Regions from separate parts of the Homo sapiens genome. Here all the other regions are linked to region 3. Evidence: chromatin contacts called from ENCODE Hi-C or POLR2A ChIA-PET data. All regions are on one chromosome and are shown on one strand. The core of a region is the stretch at or near the end of the contact, and the rest is flanking DNA. Distances in the headings are between cores, read along the strand shown.

Region 1 (2,831 bases), core at 182-2,681, 270 kb before region 3:
GAGAGTTTATTTAATAACCACCACAAACATGAAGTGGTATAAAAAACTCTGCTTTCATGATTTAATTTTGATAACAACCAAATGTGCTGAGTAAGTCTTCAAGTCCCAAAGTTCAGCATTTTTTTTTTCTATTTTCCACTGCTTAATCTATTAAGAAAAACTAACAAAAATGATTGCTGCTGCTTTTGGATCTTTGAGCGTAATTCATCTTGTTTGTTTAATGCACGGTGAAGAAAGCTGGTTAATGGAGGTTAATCAGCTTGGAACCTGCTCAAGGACAGCACGTTGAGGTTTGAGAAGGGTGCCCTATGCCATCACAGCAGTGCAAAATGCAACAAAAAACGTCTTGCAGCTCTCTGTTCAAAGAGTCATTGCATGATAAAAGAGAAGGCTACAGTCTGACTCATGATGTACTGAAATAATCTGATATCTCTGTTTGGCTTCTCTAAGAGCAGAATTTCATGGAGTCTGGGATCATTCTGAGGGGCATCCATTAAAATGTGAGTGTGAGTTTTGCTTTTTTTTTGGTCTGTGTGCAGATTTCTATACAGTTATATTCCTTATTCTTCTTTTGGGTTACAGGCCCCTTTGAGAATCTGATAAAAGCTATAAAATCCAGAAGAATGCACACACACAGAAGTTACACATCTTGTTAGGGAGCTCCACCAAGTCCCTGAAGCCTGTCTGTGAACCCCCTGTTGCACGTACAGACAAGACCTTGTCTGATTGATGAATTCATCTTGCATTTTTATAACCTTTCCAGGCTGCCTGCATTTTATTGGTGCTTTTTGGCAAGGGAGCCAAGACTCCTAAAAAAATCTACAAGCATGAGATTCCTTGAAATGGAGAGGTAACAAACAAAGAAAGGAACAAAGTTAAAAGCCCGAGAACCCCTAAGATTTCATTCCTTCAGGAAAATCTGTGTCATAAATCACTTCTCCAGGTGTCTATATTTGACTCTTAGTTGTTTGTGTGGGAGTCCTTCCCTTCACTTTGCTGCCTCCACCTGCTTTCTCCCTTCCTTCTCACCGACCCCAGCACAGGCACAGTGTTACCTGTTCTGTTCTGTTCTGCACCAGTGGGACAATGTTGCCAACTGCCTTCTCATCTAATTTGTGAAACCAGGTCTCTTTCCTCCAACATATACAATCTTGTGTCACAGGATATCTTCCTCTTTCTTTGGAAAAGATATCTTCAAGAAGATAAGTTCTGAACTCAATAAATATTTTCCTTTCTCAAACTAGTGATAGATATAGCCCATTGACTCATTTCAAATGCCAGAGATTGCACTTGTTTTCATCAGTACGAGTTTGCCCTTTATGCCTGTGAGGAGCTAAGTATAAGCCAGTTTCACACACCCCTCCCCTTTTAATTCAGCGCCTTGTCCATATCTCCACACCCCAAAATGAGCAGTGTCTGTACGATCTTACTGGCTCTTAACCTGAGGAAGAGAGACCTGTGGTCATCTCCTATTTAAATGTTTTCTCTTTAAGTGCAGTTTTCCAATATTCCACTAGTTGGGGCTCTATACAAAGGAAAGAAAAAGAAGGGGTTCCTGCAGAATTATTTACTAAGAAAACACAATATATGATACCGCTAAACTATTTTCTGAGGCCCTGGAAATAAGCGCGTTAATTTAATTTTTGTTCCTATATACCAACCATGAAGTTGTATTATATCGCTATATCAGACGTGCTTGCTTTGCTTACATTGGTTAGAGAAGTAAAACCAAGATTATCGCTTTTGATATGATTTGCAGGTAACCAGCTTACCCATTGCGTAGTTATTACAAAATATGAAATTATAAAGTGCGCAATGGAACATTTGCTACGCAAGTGGTAAGACCATCTTCTTTGTAAGATTTTTCTAGGACAGTCATCTTTTAAACCCTTGTTGTTTGATTGAAAGTCTTTCCAGTCTTGAGAATTTGATTTCTGTGTCAGCCTAGGACCAGAGTTTGGACAAGATGATCTAATATCGGTTCCCTCATGAACCGCTGGGAAACTGACTTGGTCCATGCTAACATTTGCTTCTCTCTCTCAGCTTTTACTTACTTTGTGTCAGGTTGAAAGATTACCTCGGACAGTCACAAATAATCCAAGTCTCCCAGTGCTTTGCTTACCCTTGCTTGTTGTAGGTTTGTTTATCCTGTCTTTCTCCACCTCCCCGGAGATCCTTTGGCAAATCTGATAAACAATTCCTTTTTCTTGCTCAAGGCAGAAAGTCCAATCGAATACAATGGGAGGCCAGACTTGGCTGAAATGCAGGCTGCAGGTGTTCTCAGCATTGTGGTCATCTAAACCAGATGCTGGGGGAGTTGAAGCACCTGCTTCCCTTCTCTGTGTACACTCCGGAGACTACCACTCCTGGGTAGGCTGGGCCAGAGAACCAGGCTGAAGTGAGCGACGTACATACTGCAGCATCCTTTTGACAGATAAAATGAGTTGCTCTAGAAACAATTTCTCAAAATTCCCCTTTAAGTCCTCAAACACATACAGGTTGATCTGCTATTCTCTCTCTCCCTTCCCTGATATGACACCACTATTCCTTCAACACACACACACACACATACACACACACACCTGACAACAGAGCCTGCTTCAAGCAGATACTCAGAGACTCAGAGGCAACTTTATTTTTCCCCGGATTATCTAGGAAGAAAAGACTGGCTGTGGACAAGATGGTGATGACTTTTATGGTTCCGATAACAATGAGACAGATGCCAAAAGGCTTGCATAGCCTCAAATTTTATGAACATTTCTATAGGTGTCATAAATCTCTGAACAATCCAGAGAGAACATTAAATCTTCTATCTTGAATGTTGAAGATTA
Region 2 (2,814 bases), core at 20-2,519, 350 kb after region 3:
TATATTAAGGTACTTAAGAAGAATCCCTGGCTAAATGTGAGGGGCAGTGCCACAGATGGACTGAAACTTTATGCTTATTGCACATTTATGCTATTATTATTTGTTGAATTATAGAACCAAGGGAGTGTGGAAGCCACTGGAAAAAATATGAGACTTAGATACATAATTTGAGTAAAAATGGCTCAAAGTCATGAGGGTAAAGTTTTTTGTATTTCCATTTTATTCGAGCGGCATCGTTTTTAAAAATCATTATGAATTTGACCCTATATAGATGTTTCCAAATAATTCTTTTTCACCTTCATAAAATTCCTTCCTGTGGCTGTGAGATGCCTTGCCTATCAGTTTTCAAGCTTAGTTGTCTTTCTCATCCTTTACCATTTTAGCTTTAAAAAACAAAAGTGACAATTAGAACTTCCTGCCTGCTGGGCCTCACTGAAAGACCGATATTGGCCTGATAAGGAGATATTTATTTTGTTTTAGTGGCTTCAGAAATCCCTCTCCCTCAGCAAGCTTTCCATCACGGCCCCCCCGTCAGCATCTTCCCTGATAGCGTTCTTCTCTGTGTTTATTCTGGGGCTTCAGGCTCGCCCAGGAGGAACTGATAACCGCTGGCAGGAGATAACATTCTCTAAGGGGCTCTCAAATTGGAATCGAATCCCTCAAGCCAGTCAGCCTAGAGAATACATTTAAAGGGTTCAGTTCTGGAGTTTCACAGAGTTCATTTCTAGACCTATCAGATAGCAAGTGTGGAGTTCTTTCTCAACTAAATTCAAGCAGAGACATTTTTTAGACGATGAAGGATATTTGCACAAAGGCTTCAGCATGATCCCCCAAACCTGCTGCCTCTGAAGGCATCTCCACACATTGACAGCCAATGCCTTCAGTGCGTTCCTAGGGCAGGTGTCCTGGCTTGAGTGACTGTCCTCCAATAATCAGAGCTCAAACTAAACATCGTATGTTTTACTTTTGGTTTCCAGGCAAGGCTGAGCAGGGAATTTTCAGTTTTCCCTGCCCAGATGGGTGTTTTTTCCTGAAGGCATCATTTATTGTGTAGCGAGGAGACAGGGCTGGCTGTGGCAGGGATAGTCTAGAACTGTCCTCATTGCTGCTGTTCCTAAATAGTATCTTTACCAAGTAATAACGTGCCGTCTTTGGGAATAAGTGCTTTCCTCTTAGCCTGTTCTGTTTTCTTGGGTGCGCTAAGTAATTGAACTGGCTCAGGAAGTACCTATTGTGGTTTGGCAGAGGTGACTGTCACGCCTTGTGACTCCAGGGGCCAGCACTGCTGGGATCCTGGCTAGACCAGACAGAGCCTTGGTGAAGTGCTTAGGCTGTCTGCACATCGCGAGGAAGGTGGTATTCACTTCGCTAAGCTCCTTGGCATAGGCAGTTTGAACAGGGCTTTATCAAATTCGTATTCAACAAGAGTAGAAGCGAAAATTGATGACTGTGTATTACTTGAAATGAGTCTTAATCTTTCACATTTAGTTCTCAGGGTATGCTGATTTCCTTTAGGTAAACCATGAACATCAGAAAGACTTTTATTAACCTATGACAGGGTCCCCACCCCAGTATTTTTCCACTCCATTAAAATGGAAGTTTTTTTTTTTTTTTTCTTTTTTGAGACAGAGTTTTGCTCTTGTTGCCCAGTCTGGAGTGCAATGGCACAATCTCGGCTCACCACAACCTCCACCTCCCAGATTCAAGCGATTCTTCTGCCTCAGCCTCCCAAGTAGCTGGGATTACAGGTGTGCGCCACCACGCCCAGCTAATTTTGTATTTTTAGTAGAGATGGGGTTTCTCCATGTTGGTCAGGCTGGTCTCGAACTTCCGACCTCAGGTGATCCGCCCACCTCGGCCTCCCAAAGTGCTGGGATTACAGGCAAGAGCCACTGCATCCAGCTTAGGCTATCTTACTCCAGCCTAAACAGCAATTTTCTATCATAAGGTCTGTACTAATGAAAACAGAATCACCCAAGGCTGCTGTTTGTTCTGTCTGTGCTGCCATTGTCCGCATTTTGCTGAGGAGGAAACGGAACTGCACTTTTGAGTGAGTGGCCCAGAGCCTTCTAGAATGAGAGTGCGTTGGAAGCCAGATATGTGGCGATTGTGTCGCCAGCTGTTACTCAGGTTTTCTCAAGAAGGAGGAGCAACTTTGGCAGTTTTGCTTCAGTTCTCTCTAGCCCTCTGTGTAATCGCCCCTTTTTCTTTATTTCAGCACAAACACAGAGCAGTCTAAAGCAACCGAGCACTGAGAAAAATGAACTCTGCCCAAAGAATGTCCCAAAGAGAGAGTACAGCGTGAAAGAAATCCTAAAATTGGACTCCAACCCCTCCAAAGGAAAGGACCTCTACCGTTCTAACATTTCACCCCTCACATCAGAAAAGGACCTCGATGACTTTAGAAGACGTGGGAGCCCCGAAATGCCCTTCTACCCTCGGGTCGTTTACCCCATCCGGGCCCCTCTGCCAGAAGACTTTTTGAAAGCTTCCCTGGCCTACGGGATCGAGAGACCCACGTACATCACTCGCTCCCCCATTCCATCCTCCACCACTCCAAGCCCCTCTGCAAGAAGCAGCCCCGACCAAAGCCTCAAGAGCTCCAGCCCTCACAGCAGCCCTGGGAATACGGTGTCCCCTGTGGGCCCCGGCTCTCAAGAGCACCGGGACTCCTACGCTTACTTGAACGCGTCCTACGGCACGGAAGGTTTGGGCTCCTACCCTGGCTACGCACCCCTGCCCCACCTCCCGCCAGCTTTCATCCCCTCGTACAACGCTCACTACCCCAAGTTCCTCTTGCCCCCCTACGGCATG
Region 3 (2,955 bases), core at 314-2,813:
GACAGAAATGAGTGCACCTGCTCACCGTGGGGGTGGAGGAGGGTAGAGAGGATTTACCGAGTCAAGGAAGTGTAGTGCACAGGCACTTTTATTGGGACACAGACTCCTCCATGAGCAGGGAGGGAGCTCTCAAGGATGTTGTTTGTGGCATGGAGGCAGCTCAGAGATTCAGAGGAGAGGTACACAAAAACTAACAGCCACACCGGAAAGGAGCATAGCGCGTAGTCAAATGACTATGGAGTCCAGAATCAGACCAGGGTTTTAATCCTGGTACCACTGCTTTCTCAAACTAGTAATGTCAGCTCTGTGAGCCTCAGTTTTCTCATCTGTATCATAGGAATGATGTTTCTGTTGTGAGAATTAAATGACATGATGTATGTAAAGTCCCAGGCCTATTCTAGACATCCAATAAACAGTAGTTATACTCAATGAAGAAAGCACCAAAAAAGACATACTTGTCTCCCCTGGAGAAGTTCAGAGGAGGAATCACCAGTGCACAGCCTTGAAGAATCGGAAGGAGTTCCAATTGGGGATGGAGGGAAGGTAGAAGAAACCACATGGGTGGGACACGTAGTTGGACACTAGAGGCCAGAGTGCCTGGGGGCGGGTGTGAGAGAAGAGGCTGCAGCGCCAGGTCCTGAGGAGATGCCTGCCATGTACAAAAGCTACATCTGCCTTGACCAGAAAGTGGTGGGAGTTTTAAGCAGCAGCCTGCCAGGAACATGATTAGGTGATAATAGGTAACACTCATGCAGCCAACCCCTAATTAGAGCTTCCTATAGGCCAAACACTATTCTAAGCCCTTTACATATATTAACTGAATTCTCACATAATCCTTTGAACTAAGTACTAAGGAAACTAAGGCAGAGAGAGGTTAATGCCTGGGCAACCTGGCGAAACACCATCTCTACAAAAAATACAAAAAGTAGCCAGGTGTGATGGTGCATGCCCATAGTCCCAGCTACTCCAGAGGCTGAGATGGGAGGATTGCTTGAGCCTGGGAGGCGGAGGCTACAGTAAGCTGAGATCACACCATTGCAATACAGCCTGGACAACAGAGTTAGACCCTGTCTCAAAAAAAAAAAAAAGTTCCCAAGGACATATCATCCTAACTCAGTGTGCATTTACATGGATAAGGCTGAGAGGAAGGAAGTTTGGAGAGAAGACAGATTGGAAAAGAGAAGGCACTAGAAATGAGTTAGGAGGGAAGGTCCAGATGGGAAATGAACGTGCCAGAATTAAGGTTGTAGGGAGGAAAAGAAGAGGTTACGCTTAATGGAAAATCCAGGGTTCAGGGAACCTAGTGACCAGTTGGATGTGGAGACAAGTAATTCCTTTGGGAAAGATTTTGTGAATTTAGTTGGTCTGTTCTCCTCTTTGAAATATTTTTATAACACTCCTTTCCAAGGGGGTGACTTTACCAGAATGACAGCTTGCACTTTCACCAATGTCCATTCACTGGTTCCTAACCCTGAAATCTAGCCAACTAAGGTATTAGGACTTCAAAAAAAAATCAACATGGTGGTGTGGTTTTCACCTTGAAATGGGGTATTTACTCCTCCTCTAACAATAGACATGTTGTTTCTGTCTTCTAGGAGTTTCACTTTGATGTGTCAAAGGAAATGCCATGAACTCTAGGGGAGAGTCATCACTGCGTGAATGCAGGATAAACAGCAGGTGTGGCTGGGGCTTTAGGACAAGTGCCAGTCGTCCTATTCCATTTTTAGAGATAAAAAAAAAATGAATGTTTCAAGTGCTTTGGTTTTCAGGAGTCAAAGACAGCTTTCAAAAGAGTCCACGAATAGAAGCCCAACATTTCAGAGTGAAGCTGCATGACAGAGACACTTCTTAGTGTCTCCATGATCATGATTAGGAAGCCGAAACCAACACACTCTTCTTTGCATCACTTGGGTGAAGCAGGTGGGAGGCAGATGTCCTGCCTGCACACCTGGGTAGGTTGAAGGCAGCTCTTTAATTTGAACATTGAGCAATCACCTTCCCTTTTAGAACCTTGCAAATTAAATTTGCCCTAGGAACAAGTAAACAGATGATCTGGCAAAAGCCAGGTCCAGGGACCGGAAAGAGATCATAATATTAATAATAACCCCTTACATTTGCATTGTTTCTGTATCCTTCACACAGCGGTCCCAGTGAAATGATCATGTGCTTATTCTTGTCTTCACTGGAAAGCTAAGGAGTCTAGGGCTTAGAGAACTGTCTTGCCCCAGGTAATAGCAAAATAGAGGCAGAGCGGAGACAGGTTTTCTGACGATAAGCCTAGTGTTTCTGCCAGCACACCATCAATAAGCAGATTGTAATGGCTTTGGTTCTTCTAGCAACAGAATCTTCTTTTTTTTTTCTTTTTCTATTTTACTTTAAGTTCTGGGATACATGTGCAAAACATGCAGGTTTGTTACATAGATACACATGTGCCATGGTGGTTTCCTGCACCTATCAACCCATCATCTAGGTTTTAAGCCCTGCATGCATTAGGTACTTGTCCTAATGCTCTCCCTCCTCTTACCCCCACCCCCCAACAAGCCCTGGTATGTGATACAGAATCTGTGACAATAGAAACCTCTTATTCCTGGGGGGACCCTACTCCCCTACTTAGGAATGGACTTGTTATGTAGGATGTAGGTCTCCTCCATTTGGTTAAAGGATAGACAGATGGCTGATCTGAGTTGGGCCAAGCCTCAGTTTTCCCCAGTCCTCCTCATCTTTCTCTCTTGGAGAAAGAAGCTGTCTTCCTCCTGAGGTTGTGAAACTGGGAAGCTTAAGCAGCCTCTGGCCCTCATACTCACCAGGGAGAAAGACTTTTAAAAAGATGGAGCCAAAAATGAATCGTGTTTAAGCTTTTGATTCTAGCCATGTCAGAAACTAGTTCTACTTTTGGACTGTTTAGTTATATTAACTAATTAATTACTTCTATTGCTTAAGCTAATTTGAGTGTTT
Region 4 (2,700 bases), core at 166-2,665, 390 kb after region 3:
TGGGAAGAGAAATGCAGTGCCCCATACTTATATAAATGCTCACATGTTATATGTACATGTGAGCCTCAGATAGGCAGATTGGTAGATAGCTCTCTGTGTGTGTGTGTGTGTGTATATATATATATATATATATATATAATAATGATTTATTTTCTGATTACTTCTTTTTTTTTTTGAGACAGGGTCTGTTGCCCAGGCTGGAGTGCAGTGGCGTGATCTCAGCTCACTGCAACCTCTGCCTCCTGGGTTCAAGTGATTCTCCTGCCTCAGCCTCCCGAGTAGCTGAGATTACAGGTGTTTGCCACCACGCCCAGAAAATTTTCGTATTTTTAGTAGAGATGAGGTTTTGCCATGGTGGCCAGGCTGGTCTCAAGCTCCTGACCTCAGGTGATCTCCCTGCCTCGGCCTCCCAAAGTGCTAGGATTACAGGCGTGAGCCACTGCACCCGGACCCGTTTTCTGATTCCTTCTATAATTTATTTCAGAAGAAAATTTGGAAAACATTCAATGAAGAAAATTTGGAAAATACAGAAAAGCACAAAAGACGTGAAACCCCCTGGAACCTTCCCATCTAGCAGTAGAGATCCAGAGGCTGAATGGTGGCTGGCTGTTGAGCCAGAAGCCCTGCAGGAGGGTGGGAGAAGCATGCAGCAAGCCTCACCCCTTTACTGGCTCTGGCATCAATGACCAGTAATTGGACTTTTCTGGCCCACAGTTTCATCATCTGTGGAGGGGGGATATTACACAGACGGATTCTAGGGTCTTATCGGCCCAAGCATTTGAGAGAGTGTCAGATTCCAGGATAACAAGCCTGAAACAAGACATGGAGAACTCCTCAATGCTAGCCAGTGGCTAAAGGAGCTTCAGGTCAGATGTCCATGCAGAGACCATGGGGTTTCTGAAAGTGTCTGCTTTGCTAGAACATATTAAGAAGCTGTTTAACGTATCTTTGCACATCCTGCCAGGTGTCTGGAGTCTGTTGCAGTCACCTCATATGTCAGAGGGCACTGTTCAGCCCGGGGCTCGGGCGAGCTGGAGTGAACTCTGGCCTTGCCACTAGATTCTAGAGCCCCTGGGGCCTTATACAAGGCTCATCATGTCCCTGACCCTCAGGTTTCCCATCTGCAAAATGGGGAAAATAACATCTGCCTTCCCCAGCTGACAGAGTTGCTATATCAAAGGAACAAATATACATAGAGGCATCTATAAGAAAATATCAAGCCCCCAAAACATGTAAAAGAGATCCTTGCAGAAGTGAATCCATCCTCATGGAATTTTACTAAATGAAAAGTGGGGCTTCATTTCAGGTTGCATGCTGTCCTCAGACAGAGATGGCAGTCTTATCACCATCAGCGAGCACTCAAGTAAACATCAGTGAACTTACTAAACAGGTGAATGGGAAATAGAGAGGCAGTTTCAAACCCTGGCTTTCGGTAAATGTTAGCCTTACAGCCACAAAGTAGGCAGTGCTTTGACAGCAGGTGGGAGATGAGGAGAGAAGGTTTCCTGGCCCTTCACCTTGGTCACTGACTCAGTGTGAAACAGCGCCTGCAGGGAGGAGGGGAGTTCTCATCCTGGTTCTCAAATCAGCCTGCAGCCACAGTGGGAGCAGTGAGCCGAGTTCAGGGCTGAGGATGACTAAACAGCCTCCTCATCATTAATAACAATAATACTTGGCATTTATCTGGTTCTTTATGTTTTCAAAGTGCTTTACAATCATTAATTAGTTAACTAGCATGCACCACCACCCCGACGTCTGCCTGCTGTGCTGAGCAGACAAAAGAGCCCGGTGGGACCTGCCTGTCTGCCCGGGGATTGCAGAGCTGGGGGAAAGTGAAGGCTGGGGTGTGTGGGGAGGGGAGTCAGTATTAACATCAAGGACCAAATTCGGAAGGAGATAGTTACAAGTCCGTGCCAATAGACATGGGTGTGCATGTTCCTTGAGAAAGGATGTCAGGCACACAGGCAGGGACCTGGTCAACCTTTGGAGAGCTGGCTTCCATTCTGAGTGGGTAAGGATGCTGCCTTACAGGGGGCTTAGCATTCCCGTAAAAACTGACTGCTCTGGTCCCTGCCTAGAAAAGTAATATAGGACATTGGTTGCAACTGTGCCCTGAACAGCTGGCTTCAAACCATGGTAGAAGATAAATTCCCCTGCTCTTTGGAATGCTGGTGTATTTTTGGTGCTGTTTTTCTAAACTATAGGGTTCTGCACACGGCTGAGATCCAAACCTGTTGGAACTGTTTGTCTAACTTGCACTGGATACATAGAGATTAAATTCACTGCAAAGGGTTAAACACACGATGTCTCCTGGACACTCACTAGTGATGTTGATGCTGATGCTGATGCTGATGGAGATGGCGATTGGTCAACTGAGGTGAGCTTTCCCTCCTTCGCCTGTCTCCCAAGCTTTAAAATGGCAGGATACAATACAACTAAGCAATTTGGCCTAGGTGAGGTAGCAGAGCCCACAAACAAGTGTATTAAATGAAACTGGACATACTGATTGTCACTACCTAGTTACATGGAAATCTGATAGCTATTGTACTTAGAGAGTAGAGAAACCAAAGTCATAAGCCAAATAAGTGACCAGAAGAAAGCGATTAGTCATCTTTCTTCATGAGTGATCACAATGCCTCTGAAGCTTCTCCAGCTGCAACTTGCAATTTAGGGCCCTGTCTAATGACAGGGTGAGTTCCT
Region 5 (2,959 bases), core at 298-2,797, 410 kb after region 3:
ATAACAGAATACCACAGACTGAGTGATTTACAATTAATAGAAATGTCTTGGCTCACAGTTCTGGAGGCTGGGAAGCCCAAGACTGAGGAGCTGGCACCTGGTGGCTACATCATCCCATGGCAAGAGAGCAAGAGAGTGAGAGAGCAAGAGAGTGAGAGAGCGAGACAGCGAGAGAGGGAGAGAGAGAGAGTGCGTGTGTGTAAAAGAGGGCCAAACTCCCTTTTTATAACCAACCTACTCCTGCAGTAACGGCATTAATTCATTCACTCTGCCCTCATGGCCTGATCATCTCTCATCAGGCCCCACCCCCGAACTCTGTTACAATGGGGATTAATTTTCCAATACATGCTTTTTAGGGGACATAGTCAAACCATATCAGGGGGACTTTAACCACCTGCACTTGAAGAGAAAAGGAGAGGGCACTGAATTAGGTCTGTACTTCCTTTCTGAGACTTTAGAAGATATCAAGAGACCTGGCTCACTCCTTTCCTCCAGCAGCCTGTTCAGCGTGGCCCTTGAGCTTGACTCACAAACAGCAGTGGAAAATAAGCAAGGGGAAGAACGTGCCTGCAGAGCCCAAAGTCAGCCTGTAGAGCTCAGGCTGGCAATCACTTTCACTCTGCTGCAGCAAGCACCCCTGGGGCTGCTGCCCAAGGATCAACGCAGCAAACCAGCAGGAAGTGGAATAGTCAGCAGAAAGGGTCAAGGAAACCTATCCTTTGTCAGACAGGAGCTTTATTTCCACTCTGGTCCACAGCCTCAAAGGGCAGCTGCCTCACAGGGAGAGTATTTGACCAAATCCGGTTTGCACGTTTGAAATAAGAACTCCATTTATTGCTCTCTGAAACCGAGTGCTAGAAGGCCCCATTCCCAGCAGCCTTGACACCCCCCGTCCCCTCCTACTGTGACAGTCCAGGTTGTTCCAGCTGCCCTGGCTGATGTCTGGCCCTCCAGGATGGATATGTGTCCAAGAAATCCCAGACCCATCCTCCACTTGGACGATTTTGCAAACCTTCACATAAGAACAGATTGCACAAGCGGTATGTGTGAGGGCTGACGGAAGAAAAAGGGAAGAGCTCTTTCTGCTTATGACTGGGACGCTGTTATTCATCAAGCTCTGGTGTTTCAAGTGAGTTTTGTGGATGAGGAGGCCAAGTCATGTCAGCACTAGAAACCTCCCTGGCCTCAGTCATATGTGCTACCCCACCTCTTCCCCACAGCCCCTGCCATTCCTTTATGAGGACCCTCCCTGTTTCGTGCTTTCACAGAGTAAAGCTGCTGTGAGTGGTGCCTTGAGTCACACCCAGCTCACACTGCCCCACAGAATCTGACACGAGGTCTGGGGTGAACTCTGTGGCCCTGGCCTCCATCTTCTGCCCTGCCCTTGCTTCCTGAGGTGGGCAGGAAGCGGGACTCGCGATGAGGGCTAGGCCCCGGCTTCTGGCAGTGGGGGAGTTTCTATCCTGCCCAAGGGGTTAGGGGAAGGAATGTTGGTCACATGAAATCCAGGGGCGGCTATGTAATGTGGGAGACAGCAAGCATCATGTTCCCACACTGTAAGTCATGATGACACTGTTAAAAACGACGGGTGGGTGGGGGAAAGTGAAAGAAAAAGAATAAGGGGGAACAGAAACCAAAGTGAGGCATACAGAGGCATCAAGCAAGACTAACGGCCAAGGTACGAAGAGAGGCCAGGGGAAGGGGTGGCCTGGAAGGGAGTCAGGAAAAGGCAGACGAATCAGACTGGGTAGGAGGAAAGGAATCAGGCCAAGGAAAACATAATGAGATGTGAAGAGAAGACACGATCATTTGGGGAGATGGCAGGGAATCTGCCACCAAGTACATCAACACAGGGTGTTGAAGGCCGGGGCCAAGAACACCTTTGGGGCATCACCCCAGTACAGCATGGAGCAGCACCTGACTGTGAAATCTGTGTCTCTGCTTGCTGGAGGCCTAACTAAATTCAGATGGAAAGGGTCTGTGAGACTCTTAGAAGAATAGAAAGGGGGATGGAAGTAGAGGGAAAAGACCAGAGAGACCCATCTGTGCTTCACAGCTCTTCACGAGTTCATTCCCAAGCAGGCTTTGCCTGTGGTCTTGTGGGTGATGCAAAAAATTAAGAAAATAAATAAAAATTTTAAAATAGGATCTTTGGCTTTTGTTCTCATAACCTAGGAGAGGGAACAGGTGCACATACACAAAGCACCAAGCAGCAACAATTTTATTGAGACTGTTCAGAGGACACAGTAACAGAATACTGGTTGAATGAATAAATGAAGACCAAAGAAAGGAAATGCAGAAAGGCTTTCTTGACCATGTCATTTGTCATTTTAAAAAATGCAGGAATTGGTCAGACGCGGTGGCTGACACCTATAATCCCAGCACTTTGGGAGGCCAAGGCAGGTGTATCACCTGAGGTCAGGAGTTCCAGACCAGCCTGGCCAACATGGTGAAACCCAGTCCCTACAAAAAAATACAAAAATTAGCCAGGCATGGTGGTGGCCATCTGTAATCCCAGCTACTTGGGAGGCTGAAGCGGGAGAATCGCTTGAACCTGGGAGGTGGAGGTTGCAGTGAGTTGAGATCGTACCATTGCACTCCACCTTGGGCCACAAGCATGAAACTCCGTCTCAAAAAAAAAAAAAAAAAAAAAAGCAGGAATTAAACAGTGTTGGTCAAAATGGATGAAAAATTCAAAAATGGACCAAGAAGGTACAATACCCAGGCTTGACAATAGCATAGCACAGGTTCTGAATCAAAGCAGAGAGCAGGAGGCATAGCTGCCAATTCTAGTCTTCTGGGTGAGCTGAATCTGCCTAGACATGGTATTTAACACCTTAAAAAAAATTTACCCCCTAGGAATCATATTTAGTATATAAAAGGCAACAAGGAAAGACTGGTTAGATGGCCCTAGAGGAGGCCAGTTTGCTAGCATGGAAGCAAGGCTTTCCTGAGGCTG
Region 6 (2,700 bases), core at 92-2,591, 300 kb before region 3:
AATCTGTTTTCTTTAGCAGTTTGTTAGCTTGCTTTATAACCTTTAACTATTTAGACATTTAGAATATGGCCCTCTATTTGCACTCTTTCACCAATTCCTGGCAGTAAGTATGTAATCAATGGCTGCATGCTAAGCTATAGATGCGAAGAGCAAAAAAGAGAATAACTCGCCTTTCAGACGAGTTATTCCTGAGGGCTATTCATGTATACTTTTAGTCACTCTCTATTCCAACACTTAAAGAAAACCACTAGAGACTCTGGACCACTACTGTCTTGATGAAAAGATAGAGGAGTCATTGGTGAGGATAAATCACTGCATCGTCTTTAATTTATTATTACTGCTTTTCACAAAAGTAGCTGGTAATTAGACCCATCTCTGTACCCTGTTCCAAAAGAGGGCAGCATTGCCACTAGCACATTCCTTCAGCTGTAAATGGCCAAGACCCTCTGCTGGAGTAAGAGTCATCCATTACTTTGGCACCTCCAGGCCAGATTCTTGTGATACATTCTATGTATGGAAAAGCAAGGCTTTACCAGCAGCATCAGCTCATACATGACACTCACGCTTGGCTCTCTTTGCTACTTGGAGCCATTTTGATATTATTTGCAACGTGGAATGGTTAGTCTGAGCCACACATTGTTTTTAGTAATTCCATAATGTGGGTAAAAGTACGTGTGTGTGTATACGTGATAGTGAATAGCAAAAAGCAAATATCCTCCTCCCGCACCCCACCTGTGGTATTGATATTTCCACTATGCTGGTAGGAGTGCAGGGGAAAATACCATTTAGATGTTCCTGGGATTGATATTAAGAATTTTCAGGATACCCCCAAACAACCACTTCAAAAGATGTGCACTTGGGTTCTCTTGCTCATATGAGGTCAAACTAATTGGATTACTTAAACACAGATAATGCAGAAGAGGAAGTTTGGCGGCTCATGATCAATTAAAACAGTTTCCTTCTCAATTTTTGATTTGGTTTGGGTTTCCTTTGCTTTGGACCTTGGCATTAGAACACACATAGAAACTGTGTCTTTATAATTCCCCTCAGGCTTTTCCTAGAGGTAAGCACTCTAACTGGGGATGGAGATTTTGGTTAATTTCTTAATTGGCTGTGTCCTGGTAATGGTTTTTGCAGGATAAAAGCTCTATTTGTATCTCAGTCATTATGGACAGTGAGTCAACTCAGGACTTTAAATGAGGTTTATTATCTTCAGAGATTAAGGCAGTATTTTCTGAGCAGATTTAACAAAAATGATCTTGCCTAATTAAAAGGCTTCACTGGGTAGTGTTCGTCAGAGAGCCCGGCTGCTGGCTGTTATTTCCTGTGTCAAACTTCCTCTTACCCCTCAAGTTTGTACATGAGACAGTTAGAGGGGCCGTGTCTCAGCTCTGCCACCCACGTCTCAGCCCACTCGCACTCGATTGGACAGAATGTTAAAGAAAACTCAGAACATAAATCTGGGTGGGGAGAGCTAAGAACTCTACATTATGTTCTGTCTCGTTTCTTTTTTTATAGCTCATCATAACCTATGCCTATTTTTCCCTTTGAATCTTTCATAGATTCCAGTCATAGGCCAGATTCAAGACTCAACCCCAATTATTGGGTATAAGAGACACAATAGGTATTCAATAAACATCGGTTGAATTGAATTAAATGGGATTGAAATTGGCCCCACTAAGACATAGATCTCTTAGGGGTTGTTTGGCTGCAAAAACCAGAAATCTAGATGACTAGCTAAAGCTAAACAAGAAAATTTACTGTAAGGATACATGGATTTCTTTATGAGAAAATGCAAAAGGAAGTGGAAACTTACCAGGAATGAAAGAGAATGCTGTTTATAATTGTAAGTGCTCTCATTTCTGAAGAATCGTTCTATTCTTCTCCCTCTCTCTCTCTTTCTCTCTCCCCTTTAAACTTTCTTGACTTAGTGTGCATGAGAGAAAATGGCATTCCAAACCCCACATAAACTCCTCTTTCAAATGCTTAGTATTTGTCAGCTATAGCCATTCTGTTCTCAACACATGGGTACTGGCTTTCTTTCAAGCTTTGACAGACATCATTGTCAAGCAGAATTTTTTCCACTGAGCTTGGATACTGCTTCACATTCTTTTTAATTCAGAGCTCCAGACAGCCATGACTAGTTGTTGAAATGGCCATCTCTGTTCTAATTCCTCTGTCAATGGGTAGTCCTTTAAATATTTTAAGATAGCTCTGGGGTCTTCTGTGAATATATAATTCTAAGGCTAATATCTCTAATTTCTTGAGTTCTATAACATGGTTTTGAACCTACATTTAAGTTGCAACAAAACCTCATTTAACTCATAGAAATTCAGTAATATTTGTGTTGCACCAAACAACAACAACAACAGTGAGGGAAGAATCCCCTATTCCTTTCCTCCCATTTACACTTGTAGGAGAGGAAAAACCTTTCTCTAATCTCCTAGATTCTGTAGCTGAGCCTGTGAATCAAGCAGACAAAAGACATATTAACAGGAGAAAAGCATACAAATTTTATTTGATGTAAATATTTTTATGTGGCATGAGGGGCTTCATAGGAAAGAAGCGAAAACCCCAAACAAGCAGTTAGACTCAGGGGTTATATACCATTTTAACAAAGGGCAAAAAATTTGTGGAGAAATGATAGGACAAAGGAAGGGTGTCCAAAAAGGTCCTAGGGGCAGTAATTTGTGGGAAAGT
Region 7 (2,945 bases), core at 87-2,586, 420 kb after region 3:
GGATTACTGACAATCGCAACCCATCAGGCATTTCTATTTTTTTGCTCCAATATCGCATGCACTATCCAGTCCACAAATTACTTAGTTTTGGCCGGGTGCCGTGGCTCATGCCTGTAATCCCAGCACTTTGGGAGGCTGAGGCAGGCAGATTACAAGGTCAGGAGTTCGAGACCAGCCTGGCCAACATGGTGAAAACTTGCCTCTACTAAAAATAAAATAAAATAATTAGCTGGATGTAGGGGGTGCCTGTAATCCCAGCTACTAGGGAGGCTGAGGCAGGAGAATCGCTTGAACCAGGGAGGTAGAGATTGCAGTGAGTCAAGATTGCGCAACTGCACTCCAGCCTGGGCGACAGTGTGACACTCAGTCTCAAAAAAAAAATAAATAAGAAACAAAAATTACTTAGTTTTTACTTAATTGCTCCCTCACTTTTTAAAGTTGGCTCCAAGACCTGGTGATACCTTCAGATGTCATCAATAACTTGCTCTGTCATACTTCACTGAATATCAGCATCGATACAGTACAAGAAACATCAGGGTAAGTTGACATTTCATATTACATTATAATGAATTTCAAAACAATGACAAAAGGAGCCATGGAAATACAGGTAGTGAGCATGACCAAACTCTTCAGGAAGACATGGTTGAGATGGCATATGCAGAAAAAAGACTGGTAGTCAGGAGATAACAAATTTCTCTTGGCTTTTACAAAATCGTTGGGGTCAGACAGTTTCTAGGTCAATGAGTGACTGTCTTTGTAAAAGAAAGCTAAAAACTAACAGTTTTGAGTAACAAGAGTATCAAAACCCACCTTACAGATGTGAGCTTTCTACAGCGTACCTTACTTGGAAAATATGCACTAGGCAACACAAAAAGACAAAGTCATCAAGTCCCAAACAAGTACAGCTAGAGATCAGAAATACCTGCTGTATGTGCCAGTACCACAGAAAACCACCCATTTGTGAGGCCAGTCCCTCTCTGCTTGACCTCAGCCGCATTCTATCTGGGGATCTTGGTGACTGATAACAGAATACCATATTTCAGCTCCATGGCTCTCTTGGCTAGTTTTATGGCAACTCCCTGAGAGCAAATATTCCCCTTGAATTCCTACTTACTCATACCTATGAATTGAGGTTTTCTCCAATCCATTGACAATTTGCCTGAGTTTTTATATTTGGATGGATGTTTCATAAACAGAACTTATGGTTAATTCCCAGCCCTTTCACTAAATCTCACCCTGGATGTGATCTGTCAGATTATGGCACTACGGAGCAGCCAGACTATGCATCCAATATTGGCATTATGAAAACCTAAACTACTCCATCCCCTGAGGACAGCACATGACTTGGCATGTATTACTCAGTACACAGTATATACTTGGCAGATGAATTTCAAGAATGACACTGACAAAATGGGAGATATTTGGAGGAAGGAATGAACAGACTAGAGCTATTTTGTTTGGAGATGAGTCAGACGCTTGAGAGCTTCTTTCAAATAGCTAAAGAGTTGTCAGAAAGGGAAAAGTAAGATTTATGCTATAAACTCTAGGTCATTATGAGCTAATGATTTAATGTAGTATTTCCCATGCTAGAGTTCAATAGGAAGCTGTGATACTAGGAAAGAAAAAAAAATTCTATGGTCAAGGAAGTTTGGGAAATGTTGAATTAAATAGCTCTTATTTTCAGAAGTAAAGTTCTAAGCAAAAGCAAGACACAAATCACTCATTTATGAAAAGGTCAGAATTAACAAATACCTCCAGATGCTTGGTGAGAATAGCTCCAGCTTTAGGGGCTGCTTAAATTAGAGTGATGTTGAAACACAAGATATGTGCTGCGGTCTACACTGCAACTAAAATGAATGTGGACTGACGCAAGGATCTGGTCCACAGTGGTTCCTACCGAAAGTAGTCGATTTGAGTAAGCAAGTCTTCATCACTAATGCCAGGCCGAACCAAGTGCACTTTGTATACTGATTTCTAAATGACAAGGTTCTATTTTTATAGCTGGTATTCTTACCAGAAAAATATAACACTCATTATAAAGTTATTAAGTAATCCTTTTTTCCACACTTGCTAAACACCAACTGTGTGCTATATACTCCACTGAGAACTGGGGGAAAAAATGGAAAACGCCTGGTTGTACTTTATTTATCCTTGAGATGTGGAGGTGAGAAAGCTACAGAGGGAAAGCCAAACTAATCACTTTCATAGGAGTCAACTTATACGTCAAAGCGTACTGACATCCCTCAATCTTCAAATTTGTCTTTATCTCACTATATATCATTCTAATACAGTAACATAGTTAATAAAAATGATTTTGCACTTAAAAACCTAAGTACTTAAAGAGCTACCTAAAGGACCTAAAAATTGAGTCTTTCACTCCATGGTTACTATATTGTTCCTACTAGATTTTACAGTAGTACTATATCTGCTCGTAAGCATGAAGAATCAAATTTATAATTCATGATTGATAATGTGAAAGATGCTTTTGTCAAATAAAGCTACATAGTAAATAAATTTTTATAATGTCCAAGTTTTCGCTTAATCTCAAATGATCTGAAAAGAGGCATGCCTCTCTTCTTTCCTCTCTACCATCACTGTAATTTTTAATATTTTCAGACCAGGAGATAAATATATTTAGGAAACAAGAGGATGACAGAACTCAGGCAAGTAGGTATTTTGATGGACTCCATCCATTGATCGACAATGAATAGGTTCAAATATTCCTAAATATGGTCACACTTGATTTTCCTATCATACCCCAAGGTTTTACATTTGTATTTCAACCATGCTGGCACATGTAACAGGAAACCCAACTTACCTCAGACCTAAATATCAATAGTATGATAAATAAAAGTGAGACTGTCATTCTCTGGCATGACCCACATAAACCAAATTTCTAAAAACTGAAGAAAAGGTTACCTCAAATAGCCTATTAAAAAATACTG

Evidence for each region. A loop is a pair of places that touch in the nucleus more often than their neighbours do. ChIA-PET counts read pairs that join two places held with the same protein, here RNA polymerase II (POLR2A). Pooled maps may share reads with other maps.
Region 1: a map with no recorded cell type shows a loop between it and region 3 (7-fold over the local background). The contact joins two enhancer-like sites. A Hi-C loop is called at or near these places in 2 of 168 maps with a recorded cell type or tissue (GM12878 and GM13976), 10 of 37 single-sample maps with no recorded cell type and 7 of 50 pooled maps. POLR2A ChIA-PET finds 5 or more read pairs at or near these places in 2 of 52 experiments (GM12878 and Panc1).
Region 2: a loop to region 3 is called in a map with no recorded cell type, with 8 times the contacts of the local background. The contact joins two enhancer-like sites. A Hi-C loop is called at or near these places in 4 of 37 single-sample maps with no recorded cell type and 8 of 50 pooled maps. POLR2A ChIA-PET finds 5 or more read pairs at or near these places in 1 of 52 experiments (GM12878).
Region 4: a pooled map shows a loop between it and region 3 (6-fold over the local background). The contact joins two enhancer-like sites. A Hi-C loop is called at or near these places in 4 of 37 single-sample maps with no recorded cell type and 4 of 50 pooled maps. POLR2A ChIA-PET finds 5 or more read pairs at or near these places in 2 of 52 experiments (OCI-LY7 and common myeloid progenitor, CD34-positive).
Region 5: a loop to region 3 is called in a map with no recorded cell type, with 9 times the contacts of the local background. The contact joins two enhancer-like sites. A Hi-C loop is called at or near these places in 9 of 37 single-sample maps with no recorded cell type and 9 of 50 pooled maps.
Region 6: a loop to region 3 is called in a pooled map, with 2.2 times the contacts of the local background. The contact joins two enhancer-like sites. A Hi-C loop is called at or near these places in 1 of 168 maps with a recorded cell type or tissue (breast epithelium), 5 of 37 single-sample maps with no recorded cell type and 3 of 50 pooled maps.
Region 7: a map with no recorded cell type shows a loop between it and region 3 (9-fold over the local background). The contact joins two enhancer-like sites. A Hi-C loop is called at or near these places in 7 of 37 single-sample maps with no recorded cell type and 6 of 50 pooled maps. POLR2A ChIA-PET finds 5 or more read pairs at or near these places in 1 of 52 experiments (K562).

What each region holds. Positions count from the first base shown.
Region 1 is chr6:105,483,365-105,486,195 of GRCh38, forward strand. No RefSeq gene overlaps it. Among named protein-coding and RNA genes, the nearest start is that of PREP, 82 kb to the left of the region's middle. Within about 2 kb of position 1,432, at least 3 of the 41 ENCODE cell types and tissues checked have a DNase peak (open chromatin) inside an H3K27ac peak, as active enhancers do.
Region 2 is chr6:106,102,607-106,105,420 of GRCh38, forward strand. PRDM1 (PR/SET domain 1) reads left to right here. Exons shown (of 7, transcript NM_001198.4): 5 at 2,219-2,814. Among named protein-coding and RNA genes, the nearest start is that of PRDM1, 18 kb to the left of the region's middle. RefSeq lists an enhancer at 2,168-2,814. Within about 2 kb of position 1,270, at least 8 of the 41 ENCODE cell types and tissues checked have a DNase peak (open chromatin) inside an H3K27ac peak, as active enhancers do.
Region 3 is chr6:105,756,073-105,759,027 of GRCh38, forward strand. No RefSeq gene overlaps it. Among named protein-coding and RNA genes, the nearest start is that of LINC02836, 130 kb to the left of the region's middle. Within about 2 kb of position 1,564, at least 4 of the 41 ENCODE cell types and tissues checked have a DNase peak (open chromatin) inside an H3K27ac peak, as active enhancers do; they include OCI-LY7, where a contact is called at or near this core.
Region 4 is chr6:106,144,341-106,147,040 of GRCh38, forward strand. No RefSeq gene overlaps it. Among named protein-coding and RNA genes, the nearest start is that of PRDM1, 59 kb to the left of the region's middle. Within about 2 kb of position 1,416, at least 4 of the 41 ENCODE cell types and tissues checked have a DNase peak (open chromatin) inside an H3K27ac peak, as active enhancers do; they include OCI-LY7, where a contact is called at or near this core.
Region 5 is chr6:106,163,029-106,165,987 of GRCh38, forward strand. No RefSeq gene overlaps it. Among named protein-coding and RNA genes, the nearest start is that of PRDM1, 78 kb to the left of the region's middle. RefSeq lists enhancers at 177-1,023, 485-564, 1,024-1,870, 1,295-1,394, 1,415-1,464 and 1 more. Within about 2 kb of position 1,548, at least 21 of the 41 ENCODE cell types and tissues checked have a DNase peak (open chromatin) inside an H3K27ac peak, as active enhancers do.
Region 6 is chr6:105,452,175-105,454,874 of GRCh38, forward strand. No RefSeq gene overlaps it. Among named protein-coding and RNA genes, the nearest start is that of PREP, 50 kb to the left of the region's middle. Within about 2 kb of position 1,342, at least 8 of the 41 ENCODE cell types and tissues checked have a DNase peak (open chromatin) inside an H3K27ac peak, as active enhancers do.
Region 7 is chr6:106,180,800-106,183,744 of GRCh38, forward strand. No RefSeq gene overlaps it. Among named protein-coding and RNA genes, the nearest start is that of PRDM1, 96 kb to the left of the region's middle. RefSeq lists a silencer at 1,786-1,835. Within about 2 kb of position 1,337, at least 3 of the 41 ENCODE cell types and tissues checked have a DNase peak (open chromatin) inside an H3K27ac peak, as active enhancers do.